Regions from separate parts of the Homo sapiens genome. Here region 2 is linked to region 1. A link is a loop called in an ENCODE intact Hi-C map of the cell type or tissue named here. Cell type or tissue: heart left ventricle. All regions are shown on one strand. Links, peaks and the distances in the headings refer to the core of each region. The heading gives the core; the rest is flanking DNA. Region 1 overlaps SHLD1 (shieldin complex subunit 1). Region 2 overlaps TRMT6 (tRNA methyltransferase 6 non-catalytic subunit).

Region 1 (8,000 bases), core at 1-8,000:
GGCTTCTTTCACTCAACCTTATATGCATACAGTGGCAGTTTGTTCATTTTCAATGATGAATAGTATTCCGTGATGTGAACACACTACCATTTATTTATCTGATAAAGGGCATGTATAGAGTTTCTAGTTAGGGCCGTTATGAGTGTTGCTGTGACTATTTCAGTGCATGTCTCTCCATGAACATACGGATGCATTTCTCTTAGGTACTTACCTGGGAGTAGAACTGTCTATGTATGCTCACTTTTGAAGAAACTGCAAATAGGTATAACAGCTTATCTGAGAACTGAGGGCCCAGTTCTGCTTTTGCCTGCTTTTAGTCCTAATGATGGGGTTCTATACCAGATCTGTACCAAATCTGATCTTCTATCACCCAAGACTGAAAGACTCCCAAACCATTCTATTGCATCTACCTTAAAAATATTATCTTCACAGATATTGCCTGTGTTTTTTTTTCCTAAAGAAGAGGCTGTTAACCAAGAAGGGTAGAATAAATTATATTGTAGTTCAAGGCAAATTCTATTATAAAGGACAAGCTGCCTAGCAAAACACAACTTATAATTACATTTAACTTCAAAATAAATCAAATTATTCATACAAACCCAACCACTCACTGGTAAATTAATGAAAAACATGACAGTATTGAGCTTTGAATTGCTTCTATGCAAACCCCCAAACTTAAATTTAGGTTATTAAGGCCGAAAAGAGGCAATTAATTTGCAACAAATGCATCCGTAAAAACCTGTTACAACATGGCTGCGGAGTTAATCTTCTCTAAGTTTATAAAGACCATCTGCCCAATTTTTTTGCAGGTTTTCCTTTAGACAATCCTATTTAGACAGTCCCTCCAGACTAATTGCTTTCTTGCTTTTTGAGGGGAGAGGGAGATTAGTATCTTTTTCCAATATCTCCAGTATATAAGCTTCATAAGAGCTCTGTTATCTCAAATGTTGAGTTTAATTTCCTTTCCAGAACATATTGGTCAGAATGTTAAACCTCAAATAAAAAGATTAGTGAGTAATAGTAGGGCTTAAATAAATTAAGGCTTGTAGGCTATGTTGCTACTTTCTGTTTCCAAAAGATAATCTTTTTTCATGTTATTAAACATCATTTGTGACCTTTAAAAAGAACTCCCTGAACTCATTAATTAATAATAAAATCTGGCTGGGCATGATGGCTCACACCTGTAATCCCAGCACTTTGGGAGGCCAAGGCGGGCAGATAGATTGAGCCCAGGAGTTGAGACCAGCCTGGGCAACATAGTGAGACTCTGTCTCTACAAAAATAATTCAAAAAATGAGCCAGGCATGGTGGTGCATGCCTGTAGTCTCGGCTACTCAGGAGGCTGAGGTGGGAGAATCACCTGAGCCTGGGGATGTTGAGGCTGCAGTGAGCCAACATTGCACCACTGTACTCCAGCCTGGGTAACAAAGAGAGATCCTATCTCAAAATAATAATAATGACAATAATAATAGAATCTGGCTAGACTATCACATTAGTGAAATGATATAAAATGACATAAAATCATGCCAATTTTCAATTTTAAGACCTGATAATGCCTATTACACATCTTCAAAATTACTAAATCGATTTGAAATGGTACAAACTACAATCAAATATATTTTACTTGGCACCATCAATTTAAGAAACTGCAAATCAGCACAATAAGGACAGTGAAATGCGAAGCAAAAGAATTGCAGAAAAAGAATAATTCCCCCAATATTACTATATTCCTTATGGTGACAGAAGGAAAAGGAAATTTGTTCTTCTTGGTACAAGACCTACTTCCATGCAAGTGGAAAGGGTGGCTGCTCTAATGATGTGGGAATGGAGTCATCAAGAAATGACTCCTTCCAGCAGCAGGAAATGGTTTGAGGGGCATGGAAAGGAACTTCATAGGCCCTTCCATGGCACCTAGAGTCCCCATTCTGCAGGCCTTTAAGGTTACGATATGTTATAATGTATTATGACCAACATATTTATTCATTCAACAAACAGCTATGAAAGACCTATCACACTGTTCTAAGGTCTAGAGACTCTGTGATGACTAGCACAGATATGGCCCCTGCCCTTACGGAGTTAAAGATCTAGAAGAGGAGGTAGAACCCAGGATAAATAATTATACAGATAAATTCTAATAAGTGACACAAAGGGTGTCCCCAGAGGAGATGACAGTGACTAAATCTAGATGTATGTTGGGGGGAGGCAAGTTAGGGAGTGACTTGGTTACATACAACATGCAATATAGTTAATCAGTGTTGAATATGCTGACTCTACTCTTTATAACTAACACCACCTTTAACCAAGTAAATGATATTCATCGTATCTTTGCATCAGTCATTTCAATGCAACTAATTTTTTGAGCACTTGTTTTTATTTCAACTACTTGGAGGTACCACAAAGGAATGCAGAGATGACCATGGTGTAGTTTCTACCCACAAGAGTGAATGATCTGGTCTATAGAGGAAGTGGTCCACAAATAACTGGCAAGACCACAGCATGAAGTGCACCCTAGTGAAGTACGCACTGTAATGAAGTACGTGTCGAATCAGCCGTAAGGGAAGCTAACTGGAGGCAAGGGAAATCTGCAGAGAGCAAGGGGATTCAGGCTGGATCCTAAGACTATATAGCATTTCTCCAGGCCTAGGAGGGAAAGGCACTCCTGGGAAAGGGAAGAGGTGTGAAAAGTTGAAAAGAAGTGCAAAGGTCATTGTGTATTTGGTGAGCAGGCTGCAGACTGGCAGAATGGCAGGGGAGGAGGGTATGGGGACAGAGATGGGGGGCCTGTGGGTGAAGGCAGGTGGGCCAGACTGCGGGGGCCCATGACTCCAGGCTGGGTGGGGGCTGCAGACTGGGGGTGCCATAGGGCACTGTGCAGAGCTCTTCCACTTGACCTCTGGTCTATATCTGCTCTCCCCGTCTCCACCCTGCTCTGCCCTTGGGAGGCGGACTACGTGGACTATGGCTGATGGCTGCCCTTGCCCTCCAGCTTCGGGTTGGGAGCCAAGAGGAGGCCTGGCAGGAGGTGGAAGGAGGGAGGAGGCAAGGTTGGACTATTTACATCCTTGGATCCCTTCCTGGGCTGGCGGCATCCCTCCAGCAGGCCCACAGCTCGCATCAAGACAGCCCCTCCACACAGCTGCTGCGAGCACACGCTCTCATGGTGGCGGGCCCCAGGCTCTGTGCTTTCCCTGTGGGTGCCACGCCCACTCATGCCTTTGTACATAAGCTCTTCATTAAGCTCTCCTCACTTTACCTGGTTGGACTGTTTCATCTCTTCTCCACCAGGACTTGAGCTGATACAGTCAAGCAGCAAGGAAATGGGGTGGGAGTGGGGGCTACTGACGGCATTAGGGGCAAATGCAGAGAGGGAGGGTCTGGGAGAAAGAGGGGACTGGGGGATGGTAGGTGGTGATGTGGTGAAGGGGGGGATATGAGGGAGGGGCGATGACAGACTAGCCACAGACCACAGCACTTACGTGAAACCTATGCGTGCCAGGCCCTCTTCCCCAGGCTTTCACAGAATTCATTTAACCCATGCAGATTCTGTATGAGGCATCGTATTTAACAGATGAGGAAACTGAGGCACAGAGAGGCCAAGTGACTTGGTCAACATCCCAAACTAGTAAGTGGTGAAGTTCAGATTCAAACCCAGGAGAGTCCGGTACCAGAGTCATATTCTCAACTACTGCACTGAACTGACTACTCCGATTGAGGTCAAGGAGGAGGACTTCAGAGCTGGAGATGTTGGGGGAGGCAAGGGACTGTGATGGCAACTCACAGGAAAGCCATCTGTGAGGACTGTCAAAGGAAAGCCACTTGGAGAAGATCTTGCTATCCTATACAAACTGCCTCAATGACAATGCATAATCTTTTTCTTTTTTTTTTTTTTGACAGTGCATAATTTTGTACAGGTATCAGAATGGCAGTAATCCTCAATGATTTGGATCCTTGCATTCAAACATATTACAATTAGCTCTGCTATAATAACTATGTTCCTAAGAACTTCACATTATAAAAAAATCATATAAATAGCTATTTCAATATGGGAAAAGGAGGGCTGTGGTTACAGAGTTGATAAAACTAGATAATTTTTTCCTACAGGAGCTTCAACAACAAACAACTTAATTATATTTTGTTACCATCTGCAAACAATAAACAGCTTGATCAGACCAACAAAAGAGAAATAAAAGCAAAACCTGAACAGCACAGAAAAATAACCTGCAGTCGTATTCACACCCACTGATGGTAGAGAACAGTGCTTGATGCCAGCTGGCCTCCCACCACTCATACAGTACCTCCGTGTGGCCCTATACCCATGTGCAGCCCTTCCTTCCTGTGGGCCAAGGGGCTCTCCAGTGGCACTCACATCCCAACCCTGAGTGGTCCAGAAAATTCAAGCCCCACTCCCCATGTCGTCAGTTGCATAATACTCAGTTCTGAGAATGAAAACTTACACTGTCAGGAAAATATTGATCAATATCATTTAAGGTCTCTTGCAGCAGATAAGATCATAAAAACAACCATGCTCTGGAAAATAAGGAGTGGTTTATAAATGTAACAATAGCACAGCACACCCTATTACTTTTTTCTTTTAGAGACAGGGTTCTGCTCTGTCACCCAGGCAGGAGCGCAATGGCACAATCATAGCTCACTACAGCCTTGATCTCCTGGGCTTAAGCCCAGCCTCCCACCTTGGCCTCCCAAAGCACTGGGATTACAGGCATGAGCCACTGTGCCGGCCTTGTTATTTTAAGTGGCATATCACCATCTTAACTCAGGTTGTCTTACAGCCACATGCCAACATGGCTATTAATGTCAGAAACTTCCAGAGCAATCACTTTCCTCTCTTTACGGAAAAAGACAGAAAGGGAAAATGCTCCCTAGTCAGACCTATGTATTTTTCATTTGCACTGCGGGCTGTTAAATGTGCTAGCTTAACCAAGACTGTAACGAGGACTCCATTAACCAGCTCTTAGAAACGTGGTCAGCCAGGAGCCTGCAGCCACCCAGTGGGCATTCAATAACAGCTACCGACTGTATTGACTGGCCTCGACCTGATTCTGTTGTTTCTGAATAGCCTCATGCTGGGTCCCACATATGTAAAGACAGGATGAGACAGAATGGTCCATTTCTGAAGCTGTTCACTCTGCAGCAAAGGCAGGTTGCTGCGATTATATGCATGCTCATTTTTTATGTGCAAGAGAAGGCAGTCAGCCGACGACACTTGTTAATGAATGATGTTCCATACCTTCATAGTCATAGAAACCAACAAAGGCTGAATCTATTTTGAATTATTTATTCTTTCAGGTTCCAACTGCTAATAAAGGAGTACATCTTCTCTTTGGGGTATAACAGGAGGGACTCAGTAAAGTAGTTTGGAAAGGACATGGTTTAGCTAAGCCATCCTGTGGTTTTGAAAAGGAAGCTTCGAGTGACCGTAGCAGTCAAAGTACGTACAGAAGTCACAAGAATTCATCCACAACTTTAGATTTGAAAAACAATCTAAATGTTAGGATTTGGAAAAAGCAGTATGAATTTTAGGATCTTCGAATAAAACTGGGAAGACACAAACTTCAATCCATGTTACAGAAAATTGGAGATTTTGTCATCAAATTGTTCCTTGGGTACATTTTTTTCCCTTAAAAATGCAACCTTCATCTCCTGAAGTTGAGGTTGGGAGCCAGGTTTGTCCCAAAAAAAAAAAAAAAACAAACAACAACAAAAACATAGCTCTTCAATGATCATAGAAGAGAAATAATAATTAATTATTCATCATTTTGCACAAATTTCCTGAGCAGCTACTGTATGCCAGGCTTATTCTAGGTGCTGGAGATACAGGAGTGAACAAGAGAGACAAGCTACTTGCTCTGTGGAGCTTATATTCCAGTGGTGAAACAGAAAATAAACAAATAAATAAGGAATTTAACCACAGGCAGTGATAAATGCCATAATGAAAGATAAAATAGAGGAAGGGGATAGAGAGCGAGGTGAATGGAGGCCCAGGTTGGATGGGGAAGGCAAGAAGGCTTCTTGGAAGTCACATCTGAGCAGAGATCTGAAGAAAGTGAGGGAACAGGTCTTGCTGTAGTGGAAGAACATTCCAGACTAAGGGACCAGCAAGTGCAAAATCCCGGAGGTGGGAGTGAGCTTATGTGTGAAGACCAGAAAGAAGGCCAGTGCGGCTGGGAAGAGGTGGGAGAAGCAGTCACAGCCAGGCAGGGAGAAGCCAGATCCTGTGGGGCCCAGAGAGCTGATGGAGCAGCTTGGATTGTGTCCTAAGCGCACTGAAAGGTTTTAAGCAGGTGGAAGTGACATTCTGGTGCTGCTGCTGGAAAGGAGACCAAGGAGGGCAAGCATGGGACTGGAGCCCAGGTACGAGGCTACTGCAGGAGTTGTGGAAGATGGTGGCTGGGGTTTGGGTAGAGTGGAGGAGGTGGTGAGACATTACTCTATTTGGAACACATTCTAGAGGTGGCCTATGGGGACAGATGCAGGCAGTGGAGGAAGCTTGCCCATGCAACCCAGGATGGCTTTGAATGCAGCCCAACACAACTGTGTAAACTTTCTTAGAACATTATGAGATTTTTGGCTGGGCGCGGTGACTCATGCCTGTAATCCCAACAGTGTGGGAGGCTGAGGTGGGCAGATCACTTGAGGACAGGAGTTCGAGACCAGCCTGGCCAACATGGTGAAACCCTGTCTCTACTAAAAATACAAAAATTAACTGGGTGTGGTGGCGGGCGCCTGTAATCCCAGCTACTAGGAAGGCTGAGGCAGGAAAATTGCTTGAACCCAGGAGGCAGAGGTTATAGTGAGCTGAGATCGCGTCATTACACTCCGGCCTGGTGACAACAGCAAAACTCCATCTCAAAAAAAAAAAAACAAAAAACAACAAAAAACAAGTCTATGCTAGACCAGGCACTATGACTCATGCCTTTGGGAAGCCGAGTCAGGTGGATCACTTGAGGTCAGGAGTTTGAGACCAATCTGGCCAACATGCCAAAATCCTGTCTCTACAAAAAAATACAAAAGGGACTGAAGGCAGAGGGGTGGAGGGAAGAGGCCTGAGGCCTGAGGTCAGTAAGAAGTGCCTTGAAGAGCCAGCAGAGGAGGATGAGAAACAGCAGCCAGTGAGGGCAGGAGGAGAAGCTGAGGGAGGGGTCCCAGGAGCCAAGGGAAGAACAGGTATCCGGGAAGGGGGGGATCAACAGTGTAAAACGCTGCTGCTTGGTCAAATACAAAGGACTGGGAACCGACCACTGGATTTGGAAGGACAAAAGACACCACAGTTCCATAACAATAGCAGTGGTGGAGTATATATGGGGGTGGGGGCGGGGTGGGGGAGGGAAGGCAAAAGTGTGACTGGAGTGGGTTGGAGAGAAATCGGGAAGGTAAGAGGTGGAGAGAGTGAGTATAGACAAATAAGACACATCTTTCATAGCCTTCTGCTATAAAAAGGAACAGAGAAACAGGGCAGGACCTAAAGAGGAACCTGGGGTCATGGATTTTTTTTTTTAGATGGGAAATATTACATCATCTTTGTATGTAGCCAAGAATGAGCCAGTCAAGAGAGAAAGATTGATAATGCAGGAGTGAGGGGTTAACGGTGGGTGTGAAGTCCATGACTAGGAGAGAGGAGATGAAGATTAAGTGGAGGGGCTGGCCTTAAGCAGGGCATAAACAACTCACCCACTGTAACAGTCTTCTTGGTGGCTGCTCCCTGCTTCTCAGGTACGATAAGGAACCACACAATTTGTCTCACTGCTGGGACTTAGGGACACAAGCACACACACTCACACACATGCACACAACAAAGCAACACAGCTCTGAGCACTCACTTTATTCATTTATTTATTTTTAATTAATTAATTTTTTTGAGATAGAGTCTCACTCTGTAGCCCAGGCTGGAGTGCAGTGGTGCGATCTTGGTTCACTGCAGCCTCTGCCTCCCAGGTTCAAGTGATTCTCCTGCCTCAGCCTCCCAAGTAGCTGGCACTACA
Region 2 (17,164 bases), core at 4,486-12,485, 110 kb before region 1:
TAACTATCAAAACAGAGAACGAGTGTGTGTACATGTATACAAACGTGTGATTCGGTCTTCGGGATGGAGCTTTAGGATACAGAAGCGTTGCATAGATAGCTTAATCATGGTTTTTATAGTATATAGGCTTTCTTGTGTATTTGCAACTTCCTTATAAACAACCTGCTTCTATTGGTTTAGTCCAAGTTGATAAATATTGTTGAAATGTTTTGACAGGCCAGAGCATTTCCATAAATTTGACTGAAAGACCCCAGTACATTGATTTCTTATTTTTCTTTTTGAAGATTCAGGAAAAACAGAGGAGACAAGAAGAGCAGAGGAAAAGACATTTAGAGGCTGCCGCTCTGCTGAGTGAAAGAAACGCAGATGGGTGCGTTGATGGAAGAAGGCAGGAGACTCCTCAGTGCATGTGGGCTCTGCTTCAGACAGATTGGCATTCTCTTTCTCCTTGTCTGCTTTGACTCTAGTGGGACCCGAGATGAGGATTTTGTCTTGGGGGTTTTTTTAAAGAAAGGAGGCTGAGGCTGGCAGGGGTGGGGAATTGATGATGCTGGTTTCAGGGTTTCAGAAGAAATTGAATCTTCTCCATCACTGCATCAAGATGGGCCCTGTGGTCCCACTGGATGCAGGGGATGGGGCACTCAAATGCTGCGATACAGGCTATAACAGATATCCACAAAGCAGCTTATGCAGTGTTGGATTTGTTTCCAGGTGATTTTTTTTAAAAAATCAAGAATGTCATTAAATGCGACTTAGAGTTGCCAAGTACCACAAGAGCTTCTAACCTAGTTCGCGTTTCCTAGAAAGAAATAGCTCATGATTGTATTCTGTTTTGGATTTCTAGAATGTTATATTTAAATCTCTTCTCTTTGTGAGTCATGCAAATTAAATACATGATCATTTTAAATGCATTTTAAAACCTGTGCTCCACTTTGAGGGTGTAGAGAAATAATTTGTCTGGCATTTTCCTTACAGTTTAATTGTAGCTAGTCGTTTCCACCCCACTCCCCTGCTGCTGTCTTTGCTGGACTTTGTGGCCCCTTCAAGGCCGTTTGTGGTCTACTGTCAGTACAAAGAGGTAATACTGGAATGGAATGGGCAGGAATTCTTATGTCTGAATGTTGATTCTTAAACTGCATCCCAGGAAGTAGTTCTTAACAGAATTCTGTTGTTGTCTGCAGCCTCTGTTGGAATGCTACACAAAACTGCGGGAGAGGGGAGGGGTCATCAACCTCAGGCTGTCTGAAACCTGGCTCAGAAATTATCAGGTACGTGTTCTTACAGCCAGTCCCAAGAGCTGCCCTCCCGAGACTTGACTTTCCTTGCAGTAGTACTAGAAGTCATTAAATAGAGTTATCTCAGCCAGGCACAGTGGCTTATGCCTGTAATCCCAGCACTTTGGGAGGCCAAGGCAGGCAGATCGCTTGAGCCCAGGAGTTCAAGACCAGCTTGGGCAACATGGTGAAACCCTGTCTCTACAAAAAAAAATACATAAATTGGCTGGGCATGACCCTGTATCTACAAAAAATATAAAAATCAGTCGAGCATGGTGGCAGGTGCCTGTAGTCCCAGCTACTCAGGAGCTGAGGTGGAAAGATTGCTTGAACCCTGGAGGTCGAGGCTGCAGTGAGCCGAGATCCCACCACTGCACTCCAGCCTGGGTGACAGAGTAAGACCCTCTCTCAAAAACAAAACAAAATAAAAATAGAGATGTCTCTGTTTCTTTCTACAGGGATGGAGATTTCTCATGGCTGTTACTCAGAGAATATGCCCCTGACTTTTTGTGACCCTTTTTTTCTCTTGTTATGTCAGAATATATTACTCTGTAACTCTGCCCTAAAGGCATTTAAAATGCAAACCATTATGGTTCTTATTTCCCCAAGGCCTCAGTATCACTGTGGATGATGTAATTGACAATAGCAAAATTCCCAGGTGGATGAGAAACTGGCCCTTTCCTCTCTGCCAGGATGTTTTTGCAGCAAGTTTTCAGGATTTACTGGTGGGCTCTGTGTCAGTTCAGGTCTTCTGGAAGACATATGCTAAGATGGAAGTTGAAGTGTAAGAGATTTATTGAGGGAAATGCCTTAGAAAGATAAGGGGAGAGGGAGCAAGATTGGTGGTGCAGGTTGATGCCTGGGCAAGGAGCGGGTAGAGAAAGGAGGATGGTAGGAAGAGCCTGCAGTGCTGCTCTGGAGAAAGTCTCCATGAGGCTGATGGCGAGCCCAAGTGGAAAGATCGCCATTCAAGGAGCCCTGTGTTAAGCAGAAATGCTCCAGCTCTGGTACCCATGCTCAGTTACTGACTGGAAGCAACCCATGGCCTCCCTCGGTATGAATGCTGCAGTGGATCCCAAAGGAGCGGCAGCTGGAGGTGTTCTACTGCCTGAATGCCTCTCAGCTGTTCCCTCATGAAGGGAGATCTGAGGGGAGCACCTCCATGCTGCCGTAGGCCCCGTCTCATTGCTTGGTGTCTTACCATACTGTAGTGGGGATGCTATTGAGCCTTGGGTAACCCTGCCCTTTGTGGAGGTTGTCTGTCTTGGCTAAGGTTACAGGAGAAAGAGGAGAGAAGTTGCCTTGGCAGAGTTAACAGGGTAGCGGGGAAGGGAGGTTTGGAGTGTAGTACATTCAGTAGCAACTTCTCCATAGACCCAAGCTCCATTATTGGCCATGAAGCTTCCTGAAGCCAGGAGAAAGAAAGCTATATGCACAGTTCTAGAGTACTGCCAAGACCATTACCCATTCTCCGCCAGAAACATGCTTCAGTTTCTAGATAAACCTGGGCTGAACTGAAAACTGCTTCAGTTCTTTTTCTTCTCTTTTTTTTTTTTTTTTCATTTTTGAGACAGAGTCTCGCTCTGTCGCCCAGGTGGGGTGCAGTGGCGCGATCTTGGCTCACTGCAACCTCTGCCTCCCGGGTTCAAGCAATTCTCCTGCCTCAGCCTCCCGAGTAGCTGGCATTACAGCTGTGTGCCACCACGCCTGGCTAATTTTTGTATTTTTAGTAGAGATGGGGTTTCACCATGTTAGCCAGGCTGATCTCAAACTCCTGACCTTGTGATCCACCTGCCTCAGCATCCCAAAGTGCTGGGATTACAGGCGTGAGCCACCATTCCCGGCCAGTTTTATTTTTCAAAAGAAAATCAATTAAACCAATTTCTACACTTTTCTTTGCATTGTAATGTGAAGAAATTAGTCCTTAGAAGTTGGTCCATTTAAAGCCTGGTGCCGTGGCTCGTATCTGTAATCCCAGCACTTTGGAAAGCCAAAGTGGGAGGTTCACTTGAGGCCAGGAGTTCGAGGTTACAGTGAGCCAAAATCTCACTACTGCACTCCAGCCTGAGGAACAGTGAGACCCTGCCTCTTAAAAAGAAAGAGAGAGAGAGAAAGGAAGGAAGGGAGGGAGGAAGGAAGGGAAGGAAGGAAGGAAGGGAGAGAGGGAGGGAGGGAGGGAAAAGAAAAGAAAGAAAAAAAAATGTCCATTTAAATCATCAAGAGAACCTGTGTTGTTTAAATTCTGATTTTTGGTATATGTGTTGTTAGCATGGACTTTATTGTCTTAGGAAAGCATGAATGTCTTTTCTGTCTTGATTAGGTTTTGCCAGATCGAAGTCATCCTAAACTGCTGATGAGTGGAGGTGGGGGTTATCTTCTCTCCGGCTTCACCGTTGCCATGGACAACCTTAAAGCAGACACCAGCCTCAAATCTAATGCAAGCACTTTAGAATCACACGAGACTGAGGAGCCTGCAGCTAAAAAACGAAAATGCCCAGAGTCTGACTCTTAACCCTTTTGAGAATTGCTCTGAATTTTGTTCTCAGGCATTATACAGTTAGTAATTAAACTTTAAATGCCATTACTACTTGTTTTTTCATATCCCAAGAATAAGAACATGTCTATGTACCCGTTTCTAGGAAGGAGGAGTATATGCCTTTTGTCTATTTCTGACACAGATGCATTTGGTCTGTCAAAACTGCAACCATGGGGTATGTAGTATGACCAACTGCATTTAACAAAACTCCTCTAAGTACTTCTAAATATTCTGTGCAAATATCTTGAGAACTTCAACATCCTAAAAATGTGTTTCTACAAGACTTTATATTTTAAGCTAAGTGGAATAATACAACGTAACTAAAACATGGCGGGTACCGAAAGGAGGGCAATTCATGGAAGAAATTTCCTCTGTTCATTCCGTTCTCTTCAACCTAAGCAATATGGATGTGTGAGTGTGTGATTTATTATGGTACCAAAAATGTCCACCTTCTTTCCTGCAGCGGAATAAGCTTTTTTGAAATGCTGAGGTTTTATTTTAATAGTTGACAACCTGGGAAAGTTCTGAGTATTTATTTTACTGCTCTTTTTTGTGCATAGAAAGGTTTAGTAGGGTACTTTTTTGCATTAATTTGCCAATACTCTTATTCTTTGTTCTAAATAAAGTGACTAGAATTTTTGTGTACTATTCAATTAAAGGAAACAAATGTCTTTTCCCCCTCTATGGTCTTATGGATACACATTTGCACACACACACATATGTATATAGATGTTGGTATATATACACACATATATTTATATATACACAGATATATACATACACATGCAAGTGGAGACATAGATTGTACCACCTGTATGAATATGTATGTACACATGGGGACAGAAAGAGTGTGCAGTCTATTTGAACTGTATCAAAGTCTTGTGCAGGACTTAGACCAATTCTCATTGTATTAGTGTCATTCCTTGTCAAATGTCCCTAAAGTGCCTTTCTTGATTATTAATGCTGAAGAACTCTGTCATGATTAGATGGTTACCCTTTCTAAGCTCTGAAAAACTCTAATCATTTGATCATGTGCTGTAGCAAAGAAAGTGTTTAGAATCAGCCAAGGCTCTTGTTCATTTGAGAGATTGAGTCTTGCTCACTGGAACATGGTCATCGTTTGCGTTGCTCCTGTCATAGAATAGGCCTGTATCATACAGCAAGGAACATCTCAGAAAAAAAATTTTTTTTCCAAATAGCATGTGCTATGCCAATGTGATTACTAAGTACAATTTTGAGTCCTTTATCCTAATTGCTATTAAAGAATAAAAATGTCGGCCGGGCACAGTGGCTCATGCCTGTAATCCCAACACTTTGGGAGGCCCAGGCAGGCGGATCACCTGAGGTCAGGGGTTCAAGATCAGCCTGACAAACATGTTGAAACCCCATCTCTACTAAAAATTAGAAAATTAGCCATGCGTGGTGGCTAACGCCTGTAATCCCAGCTACTTGGGAGGCTGAGGCAGGAGAACCGCTTGAACCCGGGAGGCAGAGGTTGCAGTGAGCCGACATCACGCCATTGCACTCCAGCCTGGGCGACGAGTGAAACTGTCTCAAAAAATAAATAAAAATGAAAATGTTTCCTACTGTGATTCTTCTAACAGTGATGCAGTCAGTGATGTCCTGTGGGCTTTCGGCCGATTGTGACGTGGTCTGTCTATTGTAGAGGACATGCCTGGATTGGCACCTCACGGAGTGTGTTGCAAGCTGGTGTCACACACACATGTAGCTAATCAAGTTTGGACAAGGAGAACAGAAAACTGCATAGATTAGAATCAGTAGTGGCTGGTCTCCTGGTTACTGGTTTGCAAGTTGCATTCCGTTCCCTAAATCTTTTCTCTTGAGTTTCTTGAGCAAGGGGTCTGGGGTCTGAGCTACCAAGGCCCTGCATGCTCATGTTACCTTGTGAACTCATCTTACCAATGCCAACAGCATAAGTTAATCTGTATTTTTTTTTTTTCTCATTCATATAGTTTACTTAATCTGCGTACAGATGATTGAATTCTGTGGTTTGCAAACTTAGCATTGGAAAACTTAGATTCCCCTGGAGGGCTTGGTAAGCAGAGGCCACTGGGCCCTCCACCCCACAGAATAAGATTTCAGTACTTCTGGAGTGGTACAGAGCATTTGCATTTCAAGTAGTTTCCAGGTGATATTGGTGCTGTTGGTCCAGGAACCGCCCACTGGGAACCACGACTGTGTGCATGCACATCATGGGTACAGCTAAATACAGGATGTTTTTGTCTTGTGTTTAAAATGGACATTCACCTTTGGAGCAGATGAACGGATAATTTTATGATTTTTGGACATCCAGCCACCAGAGGAGTTATGTAGAATAGCACTTTAATGAATGGCAATCAAGAAGTCAAAGACAAAAATCATTCTGTAACATCCATCCTGTTCCTCCACTGGACTAGGGTACTTGGCAATATAGCATGGCACCCATTACAGGGCATTTTTTAGCTTAAAGGTACACTCAAATTGTATGAAGCAAATACTGAGCAATCATTCATGCATTGGTTGTATATTGAAAAGCCAAAAATAGCCTTTTCTCAATACATAGTGAAGCTTTGGGAAAAAAAAATGGAGTGTTTGCATGTTGTTTTAAAGTGTTGGTTGTAAGTATTGCAAGAACAGTACTAAATACTAAAACGCATGTCCTAAAAATCCATGATCAGGATTCACTTTATCCTGATTTTGTAATGCCTTTAAGTGCAGTGCTAGAAAGGAACAGAGTGTATCTAATAACTTGAAATATGATGTTGCCTCTAGGCTAGTATTAATTTTTGTAAAAAGGATTATAATTTTCCTTGAACTTAACTATGTAGCACAGGTCAGATGGTGAGAGAGGTAAGTCCCTGAATAGCTACTTAAAAAGCAACCAGTAACCTTTCAACTACCGTATTAACCTTTACTAGGCACCCACAGCTATCTGAGTTTTTATGAGAAAGGGCAAGATCTTTGAAGCATAGGAAATGAATATCATACTCTACCCACTCCTTTTGGAAGGCCCTTTTTACAGTTCTATTAATAACCTGGGGCTTTTTTGTTTTTGTTTTTTTTTTTTTTTACTCTTAGCTGAGATATCATTAAAACAAGACTGGAAAGATTTTGACATTTCATTTTTGCTTTGACAGGTAACAAGGTGCTGTGGATATTTTGTTTTGAAAGAGGGGTAGGTCAATCTGTTGGATGTTTGGTCTACATAGTGTTATAATTCTAAGCCAACAAACTTTAAAGAGTGGAGAAATTAATCCAGGGGAAATGATAGCAGGCATTCTTTTGCCTTTTGGGAATACTTTTCCTTAATCAAATGCTTAGGTGGGTAGTGACCTCTCAGTGCTCTCCTGTCACCTGTGAGTGACACAAAATAGGAGCTATAAACTAGATTAAATTAAATTAAATAATTATATAGACCAGACTTGGTGGCTCACACCTGTAATCCCAGCCCTTTGGGAGACCAAGGAGGGTGGCTCACTTGAGGTCAGGAGTTTGAGACCAGCCTGGCCAACATGGTGAAACCCCTTCTCTACTAAAAATACAAAAATTAGCTGGGTGTGGTGGCGGCACCTGTAATCCCAGCTAGTTGGGAGGCTGAGGCAGGAGAATCACTTGAACCTAGGAGGCAGAGGTTGCAGTGAGCTGAGATCACACCACTGCACTCCAGCCTGGGCATCAGAGTGAGACTCTGTCATTCATAAATAAATAAATAAAGTCATATGGTGACAGATTCAAGAAAGGAGATAAAAATAAGAAAGAATATGATTAATTTAAATCAGCGGGCAGCAAATCTGGCCCACTACAAGTTTTTTGTATGGCCTGTAACGAAAGATTTTTACATTTTTAAGTGGTTGAAGCGGAAAAGTAAAAAAAATAAAAATAAAAAATAAAATAAATTTGTGACATGGGAAAATTACATGAAATTCAAACTGAAGTTTTATTGGAACGCAGCCACTCTCAATTTGTTTATGTATTGTCAATGGCTGCTTTCACACTGTGGCAAAGTTGAATAATTGTGATAGAGCCCATATGGTCTCAAAGCCTAAAATACACGCTCTCTGGGCCTTTGTGAAAAACTTTGCTGATCACTGATTTCAGTGGCGTGATGAGACGGATTGTGGCACTGGTGGAAACGGGAGAGCAGCCCTTTGGAGCAGCCACAGTGGGAAGCAGGTTTGGTGTGGGCAGCAAGCAACAATGGACAGTAGTGTGACATCCAGAGCTCCTTCTCGGTCCGCTGGACCTATCAGCAGTGTCTGACACCGTCCATCCCTCTCCTTGCCAGGCTTTTCCTCCCTTGGCTTCTAGAACACCACTCTCTCCTGGTTTCCCTCCTACCTCTCCAGCCTTTCTTTCTGTATCTCTCTTACTGGTTCTTCCTCATCTCTGAAACTTCTAAACATTGGCATGCCTCAGGGCTCAGCACTTGCACTTCTTCCTTTTCTTGTCTACACTAACTCCCTAGGGTGTTTGGAGGATTTGGGGACTGATCAAAGAGAAAGACATGACCATGAGATGGCAGCAGCACACACATATTTTATTGGTGATGGTGACACTCTGACAGGTTTGCATAGGGGTAGGGGGATGTCCCTTAGAGCAAGAGTCTGTGCAAAGAGCACACACTACAGGTGTTGCTACTCAGAAGGAGAGGAGGAAAGGCAAGGATACCCCCGAGGGAGGGGAGAGTCAGAAACAAGGCTTATGTGTCTAGGTGGTGTTGCACAGCAGTACAGAGGGGAGTCTCTGGGTCAGAGAGCTCCGAAGGACAGGGACGGCTTGAGGTTTGTGTTTTTGTTTTTGGCTTTATTTTTCTGAGACAGGGTCTCACTCTGTCACCCAGGCTGGAGAGCAGTGGCATGATCTCAGTTCACTGCAACCTCCACCTCCCAGGCTCAAGTGATCCTCCCACCTCAGCCTCCCAAGTAGCTGGGACTACAGGCGCATGCCACCACATATAGCTAATTTTTGTATTTTTAGTAGAGACAGGGTTTCATTACATTGCCCAGGCTGGTCTTGAACTCCTGAGCTCAAGCGATCTGCCTGCCTCGGCCTCCCAAAGTGCTGGGATTAACATCGCACTTAAGGTCTTATAACCACAAGGCTCTATGTTATCAATGGCCAACAGATGCTGGGTATAGTTTCACCGGGTATGTACCAGCAAGGCCCTGAATGGCTAAAAATTGGCATAAAATTTGTTTAAAATAATTGGATGTGTAAAAATTTGAGTTTGGCTTCTGCAGTAATCAGTGTCAGCCTGCAATGAAGAAATAAACAATCTATGAGCCAATAAACAGAGGCCATCTTTCACTCATTTATATAACTCTAGGTGATCTCACCCAGTTTTAAGGCTTTAAATACCGTCTCTATGATGATGACTCCCACATGCAGTCTTCAACACAGGCCTTTTCCTCCAGCACTGGCTCATATACCCAGCTCAACACCTCTGCTGGGTATCTATTCACGTCTCAAACTTAACAAGTTCAAATCTGAGCTCCCCATCTCTACCCTTCCAAACCAGTCCCTCCTGCAGTCTCCCCATCTGTTTTCCCAGATGCTCAGGCCTAAAGCCTTGGTATTCTCCTCTCATTCCCTCATGCCACACCAAAACCAGCAGCCCTACGTGTCAGCTCTGTCTCCAGAATAGATCTAGAATTCTACCACTTCTCCCCATTCCCAGTGCCACCACCTTGGACCCTGCCATCACAATGACCCACCAGGGTCATTACAGTGCCCTCCTTATTGGTTTCTGTGTTTCTGCCTTCACTTCCCCTACAGCCATCACTCAACCCAGCAGCCAGTGTTGTTATAAACATAAAGCAAATCCTATCAGTCATCCGTTGAGAACTCTCCAATTGTAAAACAAAAGTCCTTACCAGGACCTACAGAGAGCCCTGCGTGACCTGGCCCCTGCTGCCTCTCTAAGCTCACCTCCTACGACAGTCTCCCACTCTGGCCTCTTGTTCTTCTTCAAACATGCCAAACACATTCCTGACCCAGGGCCTTTGCACCTACTATTCCCTCTGCCTGAAATGTCCTTGCCCCAGGTGTCCACATGGCTCACACCCTTTCTTTAGGTCTTTCATCAACAGATACTTTCTCAGTGAAGCCTGTCATATATGTGAGTGTCAGGATCCTGGACTGCAGAATTGTAATTACTGCAATTAATTAATTATTTCAGCACCTGAAATCTCCTGATTATATTATGTGTTTGTTGTTCGTTTGTTTGTTTTGAGACAGAGTTTCGCTCTTGTTGCCTAGGCTGGAGTGCAGTGGCACGATCTCAGCTCACTGCAACCTCCATCTCCTGGGTTCAAGTGATTCTCCTGCCTCAGCCTCCCGAGTAGCTGGGATTAGAGGCAACTGCCACTACACCCAGCTATTTTTTTGTATTTTTAGTAGAGTAGAGTTTCACCATGTTGACCAGGCTGATCTCCAACTCCCGACCTCAGGTGATCTGCCTGCCTCGACCTCCCAAAGTGCTGGGATTACAGGGGTGAACCACCCACCCGGCCTCCTGATTATACTATGTTTTACAGTGGCATGGTGTGTATTTTCATTTTGTAATAATAGGACCCTTTCTTTCCTCCTGTCCCAGCTCTGTGTTATAACTCCTTCTCGATAAACTTGTCATGATATTATAAATCATGACAATATATTCAAATAAGAAAATAAATCTAAAAGTTAAATTACAGGTGGCTGCATCTGCACACAGATTTGGAGGATGGGGCACTGAGGCCATTGTTTCTCATTGTATTAGATACCTAGGGCTGCCATAACAATGTGCCACAAGCTGAGTGGCTTAAAACAACAGAAAAGTATTCTATTGCATATCTGGAGGCCAGAAGTCTGAAACTGAATTGTTGGCAGAGGCAGTGTTCCCTCTGACAGTTCTAGGGCAGAATCCTTCCTTGACCGTACCAGAAAAATCTGGTAACCCAGGCATTTCTTGGCTTGAAGAGGCATAGCTCCAGTCTCTGCCTCTGTCTCCACATGGTATTCTCCTCTGTGTGTGTGTTTGTCTCTGAATTTCCGTCTTCTTGTAAGGACACCAATAATACTAGAAACTCTAATGACCCCATCTTAACTGCGGAGACCTGATTTCCAAATAAGGTCACATTCATGGGTGCCAGTGGTTAAGACTTCTTCATTTTGGGGACAAAATTCAACCCATAATCCTCATTTATAAGCCTTTCAGGACTACTTAATGTTTTTACAATGGACATAAATTATTTTGATTAAAAGTGGGAAAAACAGTGGACTAGATTGTTCTTCACTTCTTCCTGAAGAAATGGTGACATCCCCAAGATCCTAATTGTACCGTCTGAGCAGCACGTATTGGGTGGGATTCTCTTGGATGTCTCCTTCATCTTTGATAGACCATCTACACCTTCACGTTTCCCTCCCCTGGGGTGTTTGCAAACTAAAATGAAAAGATGTACTAATGTGCAGAACCTCAACAAGGCAGATGCCAGGGGGAAGCTGGGGGGTGCCATATGCATTGCACTCTAGCTTCCAGCAGCTTTCCTCGTGAGCAGTGCCCAGTGTGTGAGTGTGTGTGTGTGTGTGTGAGATTTGCCAGGCTGGCATTTGGTGTATTGCTGGGTTTTATTTTCTCTCCTATAGACAGTAAATCATTTTTCACCTTGGGCCCCTGAATCTCTCTTTAGGAAAGGATTTTGTTTTCTGCTGGGCTGTGATAGGAAAAAAGGAAGAGACATTGTACTCTGTGCATGTGAGTACATGCTGAGCATTTCCCAGTATCTTGTATCAGGATATATTAAGACAAGGGGTTGCAAGTGCAGGTATACTATTTGGCATAATATAAGCCTTGACTTTGGATAGTTTCTTAGGTCAGGGTCCCCCAGGAGCAAACCCTGAGACAAGTATTTGAAAACAAGCAGTTTATATGAGAGATGATCCCAGGAAACACCAGCAGGGTCACCAGTGGGCAGTGGAAAAGGTAAAGGCAGCCAATAAAGGCTGCATTATTGGGCAGGTCACTGCTGTGGCACCTGGGGCATGATCCACAGAGGAAGTCTGGGAGGCAGTGCAGAATATGTGCCTCAGTGTCTCTCCACCTGAGGGGGGTGGGTGCTGGCCTGCTTTATTATGGGTTGAATTGTGTCCCCAGAAAAAAAACATGTTGAAGTCCCAACCCCTAATACATGTAAATGTGACCTGACTTGAAAATAGGGTGGTTGCAGATGTAATTAGTTAAGATGAGGTCATACTGGAGTAGGATGGGTCCTTAATTCAATATGACTGGTGTCCTGATGAAGAACACCATGTTAACAGACAGACTCACAGGGAGAGAGTGCCCATGTGCAGACAGAGGTGGCAGTGGGAGCTCTGCTGCCACAAGCCAAGGAAGGCCTGGAAGAAGCAAGGAATGAAGAAGCAAGGATGAAGCAAGAAACCAGGAAGAAGCAAGGAATGATCCTCCTCTACAGGCTTTGAAGGGAGCATGGCCTTGCCAGCACCTTGATTTTGGACTTCTGGCCTCCAAAACTGTAAGAGAATAAATTTCTCTTGTTTTAAGCCATCCGTTTTGTGGTGATTTGTTATGGCAGCCCCAGAAAACTAGTATGGTATGTATTTACCAACCCCCCTTGTCCACTATAAGAGCTACCTCCTCCAGCAGCCTTCCCCTCCTCACACCCCCATCACTGCCCTTTACAAACAGGCAGTCACAATCCCATGGCCAGAAAAAAAAAAAAATGCAGGCAGAGAGATAGCAAGAAACCTTCTAGAAGTGTGTGTCCAGGTTTAGAAAAATTTGCCATCAGATTTATAGCACTGATGGGCTCCCCATATGACAAAGCAGCAATGCTCCTGGAAAAGTATGTCACAGAGAGTTCATCTAAAAAGAATCTGGTTAAGTAGCACAGGCAATTCTTGACTTAGCCAAGAGGAGGAGAACCAGGTCTTCCTTGATGGATAAAAGTCCTACGTGATTTTAAGTCTTATTTTTGCCTCTGCTGGGGCTCGGCCCACACCATCCCAAAATATGACTGGAGGAGACCACAATGTGCCACCCAAAAATATACCTCTTTGGCATATTTCGAGCTGATTATTCAGAGAAACTACAGACACAGGAATGGCTCTAAAAAGCTGTCCTTTTTACAAGGAAATGTACATCTAGAAAGGAAATCTACATTAGTAAAGTATCTGTATCAGGAAGAAGGCTGCTCAGAGGTAGGGATCTCAGAAGGAAAGCTGGTCAGCAGCCAGGATGCCTTCCCCGCTCAGGAAAGGACATGGTCTCTAGTGAACCTGACAGACAACCAGATGGCCGCTGGCCTCCATATGCACAAACAATGAAAGTACACTGGAGCCCATTATGAAGAAGAAAGATGGTAACAAAGATTCAAATGGCATGAAAAAGAATCTTCAGTTTGTTGGCATTAATGGAGGTTATGCAACAACTTCAAGTGATGATTTTCACACAGATGAAAGCTCTTCTTCTGAGTCAGATGACGAGTGTGATGTCATTGAGTGTCATTGAGTAGTATCCTCTTGAAGAAGACGAGGATGAAGACACTTGGGGAATGGCCAAAGGGCACCATGCCATTAACATTGAAGGTTTCAAGTTGGCCAGGGTGGAAGATGAAATGCAGTTTCAAGAACGTGAACCTGAGAAGGTGAAAATCAGAGGGAGGTATAAATTAAGTGAAAAAATGTTGTCTGCTTGCAACTTACTGAAAAATAATATAAATGACCCCAAAGCTGTGACCAGCAAAGATATGAGGTTCTGTCTGAACACCCTCCAGCACAAGGGGTTCTGCGTGTCCAGTCAGAAGTTAGCCATTGCAGCCACCCTGGGAGACTACAGAGCTGCTTTTGAGGCTACCTCCCTGGATGCCCTCTACTAGGTCATCAACTTGGCAGATGGCAACAGCAACACAGCCCTCCATTACAGCATGTCCCACTCCAATTTTGAGATTGTGAAGCTGCTGTTGGACACCCACATGTGTAACGTGGATCACCAGAACAAGGGGCTATACCTTCATCATGCTGGCGGCCCTCGCAGCTGCGGAAGCAGAGGACATGCAGGTTGGGGAAGAACTCTGGCTGAAAGGTGAGCCTCAAAGCCAGTCAGCTGGGGCAGATGGCCCTCATGCTGCAGTCAGTTACTGTGCAGATCGGCATGGTGTATGGTCTGCCGGCCTGTGGGGCTCAGGTCAACCTCCAGGACGACAAGGGCTCCATGGTCCTCATTGTGCCAGCAAGCACGGGCACATGGAGATCATCAAGCTGCTGCTGGCCCAGCTGGGCTGCAACGTCCACCTGCAGGACAATGATGGCAGCACCATGCTCTCGATCGCCCTGGAAGTGGGGCACAAGGGCATCACTGTTCTTCTGTATGCCCACATCAGCTTTGCAAAAGCTCAGTCTCCGGGCACCCCTAGGCTTGGAATGAAGCCACAGAGTTTCATTTGATTGATTGTATGCAAATAGCCCTCCATTTTAATGCCACCATTAAGCTGCCAACTGTGCCTGTTGGAATGACAGACACTGAATGTATATGCATTGTGCCTGAGCTCACCAGCAAACAGAAGCATAAAGCCCAGGGCTAAAGACTGAAGCTTTCACAGTGCAGAGACTGCCAGCCTGGGCACACATGCCTCCTTTCTGGCCATCTTCTGTCTGCGTACGGTGCACTTTAACCTACTCTGTGTTGCTGTTGAGTCTCTGCTCTGTTATGTACAGCCATAGGGAATTGTGACCTGACCTGACCTGAATGGGCACCTTCTATTCCGTCTCTCCACTCCCAGACCACCACCACAGAGAAGTGTCAGGTTCTCATTGGCATCACGTTTTAAAATTTTTCCACAAATATTTATATTTACCAAATGTGGCACCATTAGAAAGCTCTTCCAAAATTCCATCCCAGCACAGTTTTGTTGATTTTTCTTGTATTATTTTAAAGTAAGAAAGTTGATCATCAGTAACTTCAGTCTGGGCTAGATAGAACTCTCAAAAACTATGAAACTTACAAAAGAAAATATTTTCATTTGGTTTCATCTAGGTAGATGTAAATATGACTTTTTTAAAAAAAAAGAGTATATGAAATTGGCACAGTATTTTCAACTTTTATATTTCATACTAATTAAAGACATGAAGAACTACATGTAACATTATCATATTTTTGTTAATAATTGCACAATTCTGTATCTAATGATAAAGGTTGAATTGTGTTAGAGGAATTGGCTATGTATTTGCCTCTAGAGAAATATAGTGTAGTTCTCTGTATTTATGGATTCCTTTATACTGTGTCACATTTACTTTGGTCCTACATGTATTTAAATATTTGAAGTGCCTTAGACTTTTGCCATATTTTCAAAATAAAATTTCATTAAGCTTTTAAAAAAAAAAAAAAAAGAAGGCTGCTGGATCACTTTGATTACCTGAGAGATTTTATCTGCATAACAACACAACCTTTATTTATCATACAATTCCTCCTGCTACCTTCCCATAACTGTGTCCCCCAGGAACCCCAAGCCCCCTATTCTCTTCTGTAGCTCAGGATGCTATAAAAACTTCAATCATCTGGCCCTTCTGAGTCTTCTATTGTGTGGGACTCCTGGGCCTATGCATGTAATTAAAATGTTTTTTTCTCCTGTTAATCTGCCTACGGTCAGTTTATTCCATAGACTTAATTATCCAACCTTCAGAGAGTAAAGAGAAGGTCTTACTCTCTTCTGCACCACCTTCCAGAGAATAACTCTTTACCAAAACTGTGAAAACAGTAGAAATCAACCAAGTAGAAGCCACCAAGGGTGAGGAATTAAATGACAGGTAAAAAAAGGGAGAAGGGGAATTGTCCAACTGTATTGTCCTAAGAAGCTGCAAGAATGATTACGGCAGCAGCTAACACTTCCTATGCCGTTGATATACACCAGGCACTGCTCTGTTTTGCATCAACTCTATCATCCTTGTAACAACTCAATGAGACAAATATCTTATTTCATTGATGATCTTGAGGTTCAGAGAGGAAAAGTAACTTGCCCAAAGTCAGAGCTACTTAGTAACAGAGTCAGCAGAGTAAAAGCTCTACCTTTTTTTTTCTTTTTGAGACAGGACCTTACTCTGTCACCTAGGCTGGAGTGCAGTGGCACGATCTCGGCTCAATGCAGCCTCAACTTCCAGGGCTCAAGTGATCCTCCCGCCTTGGCCTCCTGAGTAGGGAGGGACTATAGGCGCACAACACCATGCCTGGCTAATTTTTAAATTTTTTGTAGAGACGGGGTTTCGCCATGTTGCCCAGGCTGGTCTCAAACTCCTGAGCTCAAGCAAACCACCTGCCTTGGCCTCCCAAAGTGCTGAGATTACAAGTGTGAGCCACCATGCCTAGCCTCTCTCTCTCTCTCTCTCTCTCTCTCTCTCTATATATATATATATATATATGTATATATATATATATATATATATATATATATATTTTTTTTTTTTTTTTTTTTTTTTTTCTGAGAGAGTCTCGCCCTGCCACCCAGGCTGGAGTGCAATGCCTGATCTGCGCTCACTGCAACCCAAGTAGCTGGGATTACAGGTGCCCGCCACCATGCCCAGCTTTTTTTTTTTGTATCTTTATTAGAGATGGGGTTTCACCATGTTGGCCAGGCTGGTCTCAAACTCCTGACCTCGTGATCTGTCTGCCTGGGCCTCCCAAAGTGCTAGGATTACAACTGTAAGCCACCGCACCCAGCTGCCTCTATCTTCTTAAGGAGTAGAAATCAGACAAGATCTGAGGGGCCAGGGATCTGTCTTGACAATCCAGATGTTTTCACTCCCACCCCGGAATTCTTCCCATTATCCAAGCTTTCTTCTCAGCCCTGAAAAATGAACTTTGGCTGGCTACTTGTAGAGCTCTTTAGATAAAGGAATTTTTAAAGTAATATCTTATGATTGTTTTTGAAACAGGTTCTTCAAGCCCCTGTAATCTCTCTCAGCATGGGGGAGTAGATGTCTTTTTCTAATCTATTTCTCTTTATATCCTGCACATTACTTCAAAAGGTTTGCTTTTTTATTCTATTATGCATCCAAAACCCAACAAATCCTAGGGCCATCTTTTGCAATTTACTTCAAAGAATAGATTTGAAAAGTCACACACCTCTCTCTTTGCCCAAAAGAAGCTGAGAACAATGAAGCTTTTGGTCTCAGGTGAATCTTTTATTATTTCCAACTGAGACAAACATTTTTCCAAAGACAGTAGCACAGTCATTGTCATAAGCATGTTAATATGTCTATTTTGCAGAAAAGAATATGCTACAAGTCATGCAATTCACATTTTCAATAGCATTCTGACAGAAATTAAAGACAATTCCAATTGTGTCAAACATTTAATGAATAGTAA

The links. Peaks named below come from ENCODE experiments on the same cell type or tissue, not always from the same donor. Only the 100,000 strongest peaks of a DNase experiment are listed, where the experiment ranks them.
Region 2: it touches region 1 in a loop (4-fold over the local background); 15 of 110 quality-filtered maps call a loop at or near these places.

What each region holds. Positions count from the first base shown.
Region 1 is chr20:5,822,335-5,830,334 of GRCh38, reverse strand. All of the region lies in intron 2 of SHLD1 (shieldin complex subunit 1), which reads right to left. Among named protein-coding and RNA genes, the nearest start is that of SHLD1, 76 kb to the right of the region's middle. RefSeq lists enhancers at 2,981-3,482, 7,368-7,507. In heart left ventricle, for the core only: a CTCF peak has its summit at 4,999 (motif pointing left); a DNase peak (open chromatin) is centred at 3,044; H3K27ac peaks cover 900 bases.
Region 2 is chr20:5,925,157-5,942,320 of GRCh38, reverse strand. TRMT6 (tRNA methyltransferase 6 non-catalytic subunit) reads left to right here. Exons shown (of 11, transcript NM_015939.5): 8 at 285-370; 9 at 976-1,078; 10 at 1,182-1,268; 11 at 3,595-5,093. The coding sequence ends at 3,786. It overlaps CHGB (chromogranin B), which reads right to left. Exons shown (of 5, transcript NM_001819.3): 5 at 16,968-17,164. It also overlaps the pseudogene KANK1P1. Among named protein-coding and RNA genes, the nearest start is that of TRMT6, 17 kb to the left of the region's middle. RefSeq lists silencers at 2,200-2,388, 8,324-8,373. In heart left ventricle, for the core only: CTCF peaks have their summits at 8,130 and 8,331 (motif pointing right); no DNase peak of the experiment used is centred there.